2 separate regions of the Mus musculus genome follow, and region 2 is linked to region 1. Evidence: chromatin loops called from intact Hi-C (ENCODE). Cell type or tissue: left cerebral cortex. All regions are shown on one strand.

Region 1 (5,000 bases):
TTTATGTTTACTAGTTAGAAAAATAAAACAGATGGAAAATCATAAAACAAACTAGTCAATGAAAACTAGAAAACACTTCAGGACACTGGAATAGATGGGTTTTGGGGAGATTGCTGGCTTTTTTTTTTCTTATCAGATCTCAAAAACATAGGCAAGCAAAACACAATAACTTATAATAGGGATCACATCAAAGTCAACTATGTAGCAATGACACAGCCTGAAGAAATGACCTACAGAATGGAAGGCCTCACCTACAAGTGCATCAATCCCGGCTAAATATGAAGAGCATGCAAGGAAGTAAGAAGGTGGCATCCAAGTAAAGAGTTTCTTTTCTCGTTGCTAAGATAAACACTAGATATGAAGCAACTTGGGAGAGGGGGGATATTTCTACGGCAATCCAAAGGGGCACCGTCCACTGTGGTGGGGAAGGCATAGCGGCAGGAGGGTGAAGTATCTGGCCACATTGCATGCACAACCAGTAAGCAAAGGTTGCTGAAGGCATATGATTAGCTCATAACTCCTTATTCATTCTGAGCCCCCAGCTCATGGAAATGGTGCCAACCGTACATAGAGTGGGTCTTAGCATCTCAGCTGACCTCATTAATCTATATCCCACATAGACACGCCTAGAGATCGGTCTCCATGGTGACTCTGAATCCCATCAAATGGACAATCAAGATTAATCATTACACCCATTAAAAATGGGCAAGCCGCCCAAACAGATGTCTCTCAGAAGGTGTGGGAATGTCTGATAGATACACGATAAAATGGTCACTACTAATCGCCAGAAAAATGTAGGTCAAAGTCAAAGGAAGCTGTCTCTCACTCCATCCCAATATATGTGTCTATTGCCAGTGAAACCGGATGATAGGGTAATGAGTGTGGCTTGAAATCAACATTCCGGTAAGGATGTTCTTAAAGCTTGAGACCATTCCTGGGGAATATGCCCCCCCTCCCCCAAATAAAAATGGAATCAGCCTATTGCAAAGACAGCTGCACCCTCTGGTCCACAGTTCCATTTACGGTGACCAGGAGCTACAAACAAGCCCAAGCATCCACCAGCTGATCAGCTGATGTGCAAAGAAACTATATGCATATGAGAGAATAGGATGTATGCTCAAAGAATCGTGTTGCTGTGACTGGATAAAACTGGATGTTGTGTTAAGTGAACTTAGGTGCAGAAAAACCAAGTTCCATGATGTCCTGTGGGGCATAGAAAAGCTGCTTATATAAGCTGAGAGTAAAGTGATGATGGGCAGAGAGGAGAGTCTGTGGGGTGCTGCTGCTCAGCACGTAACTGACTACCAATGATGACAGGGTATGTGTCTGACTTATCCCAAACATTGTACAGTTTACACTCACGCCACACTTTCTCATACATGGGGATACCTTAAAAATTAAATCTAAAATAGTAAGCAAACCCTCAAATTAGAATTGGGTCCAGCTGCTGGTACTTTGAAATGCAAACACATTCCTTATGAGATGCTAGGAGGCAAGTTTGCAGAAGAAGCAAGTGTTTGATGCTGGCTGCAGAGCCACCTCTGAGGTGGTTGCTGTGTATCCACTGCAGAATAGAGATGGTGAAGTGTGGCTTAAGCAAACAGTATCCACTCAGAATGTGCCCAACAGGCATGTCATAAATCTACTAAGGAAACCTATAGGGCCCTCCTTCCTGGCCCTTTCGTTTTGCATTTGTAGAGAATGGAGTTCAACCCTCATCACATCAGCCATGGTCCAGAGTCATATTTCTCTGTTTGTGACACTTGTTTGATAATGAGAAAAATAAAATTTCTGGGTCTTGCTATGATTTTGTGTAACTTTAAGTTTTATTATCCCTTTTAGGATTTTATATAGCACTTGCAGCCTCCCTCTCCTTCACCACCCCCAACACACAGTGCCTTATTCTCTGCATTTTAACTGGTGTGCGCCTCTCTAAGAGTCTCCGTTACTTCCTTAATTAACGGTGAGAGTGTCACTCACCTGGACAGATGCAGAACAGATAAAAGACATGTTGGCTTAGGAAGCAGCAATAGTGGCTCTCCTCTCAGCTCTGGCCTCTCCAGCTATGGGTTGGCTAGCTGCACAGAGCCAGGCATGGATGGATTCCTACCTATTGAGTGGGCCTTGGTCCAACTAGACAACTGTTCCCTCAGTTGATAACACCTGCAATGCAACCCCTAAACTTAAGTCTGGCAACTCACTTTTAAAGAGGAACCTTGGTGAGGCATGGGAAATTAAGCAAGATAAAAATCCAGAAAGCAATCCCTCTTTCACGTTTCCTCCAGCTCTTTACATGTGTATCCCCCTTTAAAGGCACATCCCTGTAAAGGCACACACCCTTTAAAGGCACACCCTCTTAAAAGCCTATCCCCTTTAAATGCGTACCCCCTTTAAAAGTATACCTCCTTTAAAGGCACTCAAGAAAACAAAAACAAAAGCAAAAAAAAAAAAACCAATCCATCTGGCAGTATTTCAGTTTTTCACAAGTTCTACGTCATGTCCTGTTCATTCAAACTCTACAGTATGGCTGAGCTCTTGCACAGAAAGGACTTTGTGTAGACATATAAAGACTTTGTGTAGACAGAACCCTCAAGACAGAGATCCCGGTGCCTGGCCACCCAAGGCTTTTATTTTCTTTAGTTTTGCATTGTTATTGGTAGTTCCTACAAGCCTTTTTAGTGGAAAATCTGCCTTGGCAACCTAGACTTCCCAGCAGGGGGCACTCTGCACCTTGGTCTGGAGGCCACCACTGAGAACACATTAGGAAACAAAAGGTCCTTCAGACAATCTACCTCCATTGTCGTCCTCCTTCCCCTATCTCTTATGCATCTGTTTGCTGTGTTGGGGGTCAAACCCAGAGCCTTTCCCATGTTAGGAAAGAGTCCACTGCTGTGGCCAGGTGTAGATGATGTGAAGAATTTCTTCAGAAGTAAAGCAGATATGACCAGGCCTCTAAGGATCCAGGGAGGGACCTCAGAGGTAGCATTGAGACTTTAGATGTCTCTTTAAGCATGGTTACAGTGTGGCTTCCTTGGAATTCTCACAGACAGTGGCTTGGATGGTTCAGGTGCAGAATGAGTTGGAGACAGGCCTCTGACCTCATGCTCGTATGTAGCAAAGTCGTAGCAAGACAGGTCAACCACAATAGTTTTTGAGACATAGTCCCACTCTGTAGCCCAGGCTGTGCTTGAAGTCACTGTGTAGTCCAGGTTGGTCTCCTACTCATTCCTTCTGTGCCTCCTCAGCGGACTAAGGGTATGAGCTGCCTCACAAGGCTGTCAATAGTCTTTAATAATTGTCATTCAAAACATCGTGTGAGCCTTAACACTCAGAAGGAATACAAAGTCCTGAAGGAATAGTCATTGTCCCATTGCACAGGGAGAGTCTGACATTGTGGCATCTCACAGAACTAGCAAGTATCCTACCAGAATGGGAAAGTTTAGGTTGCTTTGCTTTGCCTTAACTTTGGTTTGTGTCTGTTGACTGTGAGTGAGGGTGAGCCAGGGTCCGGTTCATACAGAGTATCACAGCACACCTCATTAACTATTGAAGTTGCTTCAGGCTGTAGTTCAATGACCCTCTCAACTTCGCTGCAGGAGAGAGAATGCAAACTCTCTTCTAACCAAGTAATACAACCCCTCTGTCTTCCTCAGGGCAGATTGTTGTCCTACACCTGCTTCTAGAGCCTGAGGCGTGAGCAGACTACAACTTGGTGGCAGCAGAGTCTCTTAAAAGGCACTTGCTGCAGAGCTCGCTTTCTGGGCCTCACAACCTGTTCACCAAAGGCAAGATGTGTTTCCAGGGCCCACATCTGGGCATTTCAGGTAACTGAACAAGGCTAGGCGAACAGGTGTGGAGAGGCTTGTGGCTTGCTTGGCAGCTGGCTCCTCCATCTTCTGGAGACAGAAAGATGCTATTTATTCTGCCCAGGTAAGTGGATTTGGGCTGACCACAGGAAGCAAATTGGTTCCATAAAGACAAGAGCATGGTCTGTTTGCTTGTCTTAGGTCCTGCACACAGCCCAGCTGTGTGAAACATCACTGTAGCATATGAGCTAGAGGAGTGAGAGACGGGACACAGACAATGTCTGTCTGTCAATACAGAAATCACCCTTTTGATGCATTCTGCTCAGAACCCCACCATGTGTGCCACTCCTGAGGTGTGTCCTTCCCCTACAGAAGATGACTTCCATCTCAAAATAGATGATACCTCATCTCGCAGGATCCCTGTGTAATTTCAGAAGTGAGTCAGCACGTTGCTTCTAAATTAACTCAGTCTCACACAGATTTAGTCAATCAAAGATTCACTCACAAGATCCCAAGCAATAGTTAAATAACAATGTCTAGTCATCTGAGATAATTATTTCTTCTCAGTAATTAGTTTCAAATTAGAAATCAAGGTGGAGATTTTTATTGTTTGAATTATTTGAAGTTGAATGTGGATAATAGAGTTTGTAGAAATGATACATTTTTTAAATTTAGTCTTACTTTTCTAGCAACGTGACTCATTGGTGGAGATTGGCCTGGCATTCATTCACAAGGCCCAGGGCATGTCCTCAGCACTGCTAAAGAGATAGATAGGTAAATAATAGCCATCTGCATTCATCTTAACACTTACAGATCCTTCAATACAGATTGCGTAGAAATCATGTCAACACTTCATTTTTCTCCCGCTGTGATGGAGGAGTGGCCTGAAAATGGACTAGCACTGCCCCTTCTGTTCTGCACAGCAGACCTGGTGATGGAGAGGCTCCTCAGCTAACACGTTGGGCCTCATCTCTTACCCTGAGTCTGAATGTGCACAGTTAACATGGCCATGTGGTGGTATGAACAACATGGTTGACAGCAGGACTGACAGGCAGAGGAGGAGGGATTCCCACCGAGATTCCATGCAACACTGAGTACCAGATGGTAATTGTGCCCTGCATAGGTGAACTGGCAGAAAGTAAAGGAGTTTCTTAGAGGTGAGAAAGGACAGGGAAGGGGTGACCACAGAGGGAG
Region 2 (5,000 bases), 760 kb after region 1:
CCCAAATGCCAGGAGCACAAAGTTTCTCCCTCCTCTGGAAAAGAGACCAGAGTGGTGCTATGGGGAAACCTGAGGGCTAGGGTCTAGCTGTCTGAGACCTCAGCCCAGGCCTGCTGATGAGCTCAAGAGAACCAAGCTCTAAGTTTCTTATAAAATGAAAGTACCCATGCTTTTGGATTTAAGCCTCCTCCGACACTTCACGTTCCTGTAGCTATATGCACCCCTCATTTCCTCTTAGGGCTAGCTTGTCTTTGGTGGAAGCTCTTTGCTGAGTTTCTCTAACCTTGCATCTAGGAGCTAACATATAAGGCAGCCACCTTGTCATAAGGTCCTCCAACAAGATCCTCCCAGAGTCAGAAAGCCACATACATGATCAGCACCAAGACTAAGGAATTCCTTTGCTTTTGAACACTCACTCATGAGATTTATCCAAAACAACAGATTCACCAGATAGGCAGCCAGAGAAAGGGGACTGGGCAAGTGGACCCCTTCCCTGGTAGCTGGCATTGTGGGAATCTTCAGAGCTCATCTCCTGGAGGTGAAGGACACTGGTGAATTTGAATCCCAAGTGTTACATACAAAGGGCAGGTCTCAGTAGCCACCCCACAGTGAAGGAGTGAAAGGCCAGAAAACAGTCGCAGGACCTCAAAGGTACAGTCTGCTTTATGCCAAGGGATAACTCAGACTTTCAGTGGCTTATGTAGCCCAGACCCTATAGATAGCTCGTGAACCTTCATCTGTCTGGCATGCATACTTTATATGACTGTATTATTAATTAGTTATCAATGCACAAAATGATGTGAGAAACAGGAAGCAGAAAATATATATGTGAAAACATTGGACAGAGTTAAACACAGCAACACTGTAGGAAAGTATGAAGGAGAGCCTGTCACGCTAACATTCATCTCTAATCTGTAAGTCACGGTCTTAACCTTTCTGCTTTAAGTAGTAGGAGAAAGAAAATATATTTTTCTTACACATGTCACAGCTACGTGTGGGATACTGGCCATACACGCAGCTTCAAACTCATTATACACACCAAATCCATGAACCAACGAATGTGGAAACCAACTCTCTGCTGTAAAATACTCTTGCAAACTATTTAATAATAAACGACATTTTTATGGTCACAAAATGTATTCTAACAATAATATCCCCCACTGTGAGAAGCAGCCACCACGCTTCAGAAACAATGCTCTCCATGTTTGAGATTTGGTTGCCCAGAACGAAGTATTTTCCCTTTTGTGGCTGGAATTCTGATAACAGCAGCCAGGGTGGACAGGGAGCATGTGAGATCAGAAGTAAACACTGGTCCAAAGGGAACTGAGAGCGGGCTCCCTCTGTGCTGCCTCAGCCAGGTTTCATTTCACAGGATTAATGAGAGGGCATTCCCCGGTAAATATCAAGGGCTTCCTTCCCAAAGTCGCACAGACTCAGCAAACACTCAGCACTGTGCTCATTAACGTCTGTCAATCACTTGAGTTGGTGGGCTCAGGGTTATGCCATGCCCTCCCAGAGAGTCTTGACCACAGACGATGCCTGAGCTGTCACTCTCCTCACAGAAGCAGATACTCTCTGCTCTACCTTCAGAGAAGCAGGGCAGTGTTGCAGATAACAGGGCCACCAGTGCAGCAAGAGGAGACAGTAGTGTCGGCTTCTACATGTGCAAGTATCAGATGAAGCCAGGACTCTCTTCCCTGCCTAAGGTCACATAGTCGTGGGGCCAGCCAATCAGTCAGCATAGTCCCAAGGTTTTCTCCAAACCCTGGACTGGTGATATATGTGTAGAATGGATGATTCCTGGGGTTTAGCCAAGGAAACCATGTCACCTTGGCAACTTCCAGAGCAGTTTTTCATTAGGGCCTTGGGGAGTCCATGACACCAATGTGGATCTCATTCTGGGAAGCTGGGTATGTGTAGCAGGGAAAAGCATCCCTCAGCCAATGGCATGCACATAGGAGCTTATGATGGCTGTCGAGTCAATCCCAACGATAGCATAACATCTCATGGCCGCATTTCCTGGGTGCTGCCCATTGGCCTCGTGAGCTTGAATTTCAGATCTGAATTACAAAGTATCTGCGTTTCTGTAAAAATCAGCCTATTCTGAAGTATGATGAAGTTTGTGCCACTTAATAAATGTGAGGTGCCCAGAGGAAGAAGGCCTGGCCCAGCAAAGACCTTCAGATACCACAGAAGCACAGTCTAGACTGCTTGGAAAGTTCTAGGCCAGTGATCTAAAAAAACAAAGTAAACGTCCCTGAGGAATCAGATGACAGCCAAGGTTGTATGTGTTCTGATACACACACATGCACACACACACATACACACACACACACATAAAACACATACACATAACACACACATACACACCATACACACACACAAACACACATACCACACAGACACACACACCACATGCACAAACACATACACACCACACGCACATACACATCACACCACAGACACACGCACACACAAACACACATACCACACAGACACACACCACTTACACAAATACACACACAGCACACACACACACACACATACACACACACCACACATACACATACACACCACACACACCACACATACACATACACACCACACACACACACATACACACTACACACCACACACACACACACCACCCACCACACACACACCACCACACACACACACACACACACACTGGGAGAAGATGACCCTCAGCACTGTTTCCCAAAGCAAAGCCAGAGGCTCTGTGAGGAAGACTAAACCCCAGGTATGGCTGGACACCTGAATCTGTCTTATTTATTCTAAAGACATCGGAAGTGAAAAAGTGCTGACTGCTGAGCATAACACTGTTCCTTCTGTGTGCTCATCAACAGGAACCTGGAAGGATGCCTCCAGCACTGCTGGTCTCCTGGAGGCACGCATAGTGAGGGAAGAATGGGTCTGGGGTCTGGAACACTGCGTCCTGAATGCCCTTCACGTGCAAAGAGGACGTGTGGAACGGAATTCTCTTCAGCGCAATCTGTCTCTGCCTGGTGTATAAATAGCATTTGTACAAACACTGGTCTACATAAACTCAACAAGAGGAACAATAAAAAACAGGCTCAGATCGATGCCCTGAAAACCGTGCTGGATAAATAGGAGGCTCAGCTCCATGTGCTGACTCAGACCTTGGCTGCTTACTGTGGACAGCTAATAAATGGTTATTAATAAGAGCGGTGAGAACAGCCAGTCGCCGTTTACTCCTGCAACGCAATTAGCTTTCACAGCAGGGTAGGGTGCACGTCGGAACAGTAGCCTTCCGCCTTCGCTCATGCTCCCGACACAGAGCAGCCAGACAGCAGTGGACACAGAAGTCACCCTGCGTCTTGCTTTGTGCCTCTGTATTATAACTCAGTTCCACTCTGGGCCCCAGCTGCTGCTTTGGATGGAAGGGGTGGATGCTGCGTTAATGTCTCTTTGGGACATTGATGCTCCTACCTGCATAACCACGGATTAATAAACAGCACCGCACGAACTGCTTGCCCACGGCCCACCTTAAGATATATATCTCCCCTAGTACTTGGGGGAGGGGGTTAAGGGTGGAGCAATGGGGTGAGGAGGGAGGGTGGAAGGGAGAGTCTCCTCCATTTTTAGTCCCCAGGAGGTCTCTGGAAAGGGCACACAAAAGAGGTTGGGAGAGGAAAAGGACATAGACAAAAGAGCTTAGAGAGAAGGCATGAGACAGTGTGAGACTGCAGATGCTGACAGGGGTGGAGTGGACAGGGGGTTATACAGCCAGAGTCCATCCCTAAGGAAGAGGAAGAAGACACTTCAAACAGCAAGGAAGGGTGTTCAGCAAGACACAGTGGCTGAAGAAAAGAGAGGGAAGTTTACCAGGTCCAACTCTGGAAAGCCCACTGAAACACTGTGGGCTAGCCTCTGGCTTTCCCCACTCACCAGCCCAAGGAGTCAGGAAGCTCTTTGCAATGTTATACCTCCAAGGTATTCCCCTGCCCCAGACTCAGAAGGCCCACACCCTGCTTGCTTTCTGTCTGATTGTACCTTGCCTCGGGCAGCATCTGTGCTCCTGACTTAGGGCTATGATTGGCACAAACAAAGGTGAAGGCAGCCTGGAAAGGTAGAGACTGGCCAAAGTCTGTCTGTTTCTGCTACCAGGAGGAGGCCTGGAGGACAGAATACCTCTGCCCTCCCTTGCACTCCGTGAGCCATGGGCTGCTGCGTGAACACAATGCATGTGGAAGACCCTAGGCTGGGCACCTGCTGTGTTTCTTTTCATTTCCATGTGTGTATGTGTGTTGTACATGTGTGTGTGTGTGTGTGTGTGTGTGTGTGTGTGTGTGTGTGTGTTCGCACGCGCGTGCATGTGTGCACATGCGCGCACGCATGCTCACATGTGTATAGGTGCATGAGTGTGCAGGTTGATGTCCACGTATGTTGATTGTGTGGAGACTGAGGCTGGCATGGGGAGTCTTCTCTGACTGTTCTCTACCTCATTCACTGAGACATAAACTATCGTGCTAGGCAGCTTGCCCTGAAATCTCCCGTCAACCTTGTGAGACGGACCAGCCACAGCACAGACTAGGCATTCGGCATTCCAGTCCTCAGGCCTGTTGACCCCCACTGTGTTTCTCCTCAAGCCCCCGCATGAAGCTTTTCACTCCCCCAAACCTTCACAGACACTGCTCCTGAATCTGTCATAAACAGCCTTTGCCCAAGTCAGGTTGAGAGTACCATCCCCAAACACACCTCAGACCTGGACATGGCTCCCTGCAGAGGAGTCCTCCTGTCCTCACACAGTACGAAGCCACCTTAACTGCTGGTCAGGGAGGGAGGGAGGCATCAGGAAGTGAGATGATCGGGAAATCCCCAGGAATCAACTGCAGGAGCAAAAGGACCAATGCACAACTGGGGCAGAAGCAAGAGGACCAAGTGCTGAGGAGGCACCTGCACACAGAAGGGATGGAGAAGGGGCTCAGCTGAACCTGAGAAGACCAACAATGTGGCAG

What was found. Peaks named below come from ENCODE experiments on the same cell type or tissue, not always from the same donor. Only the 100,000 strongest peaks of a DNase experiment are listed, where the experiment ranks them.
Region 2: it touches region 1 in a loop (3-fold over the local background); 3 of 42 quality-filtered maps call a loop at or near these places.

What each region holds. Positions count from the first base shown.
Region 1 is chr13:70,580,432-70,585,431 of GRCm38, reverse strand. No RefSeq gene overlaps it. Among named protein-coding and RNA genes, the nearest start is that of Gm36267, 8.6 kb to the right of the region's middle. In left cerebral cortex, CTCF peaks have their summits at 2,688 (motif pointing right) and 3,700; DNase peaks (open chromatin) are centred at 720, 2,715, 3,765 and 4,114.
Region 2 is chr13:69,822,313-69,827,312 of GRCm38, reverse strand. No RefSeq gene overlaps it. Among named protein-coding and RNA genes, the nearest start is that of Med10, 15 kb to the right of the region's middle. In left cerebral cortex, no CTCF peak of the experiment used is centred here; a DNase peak (open chromatin) is centred at 3,105.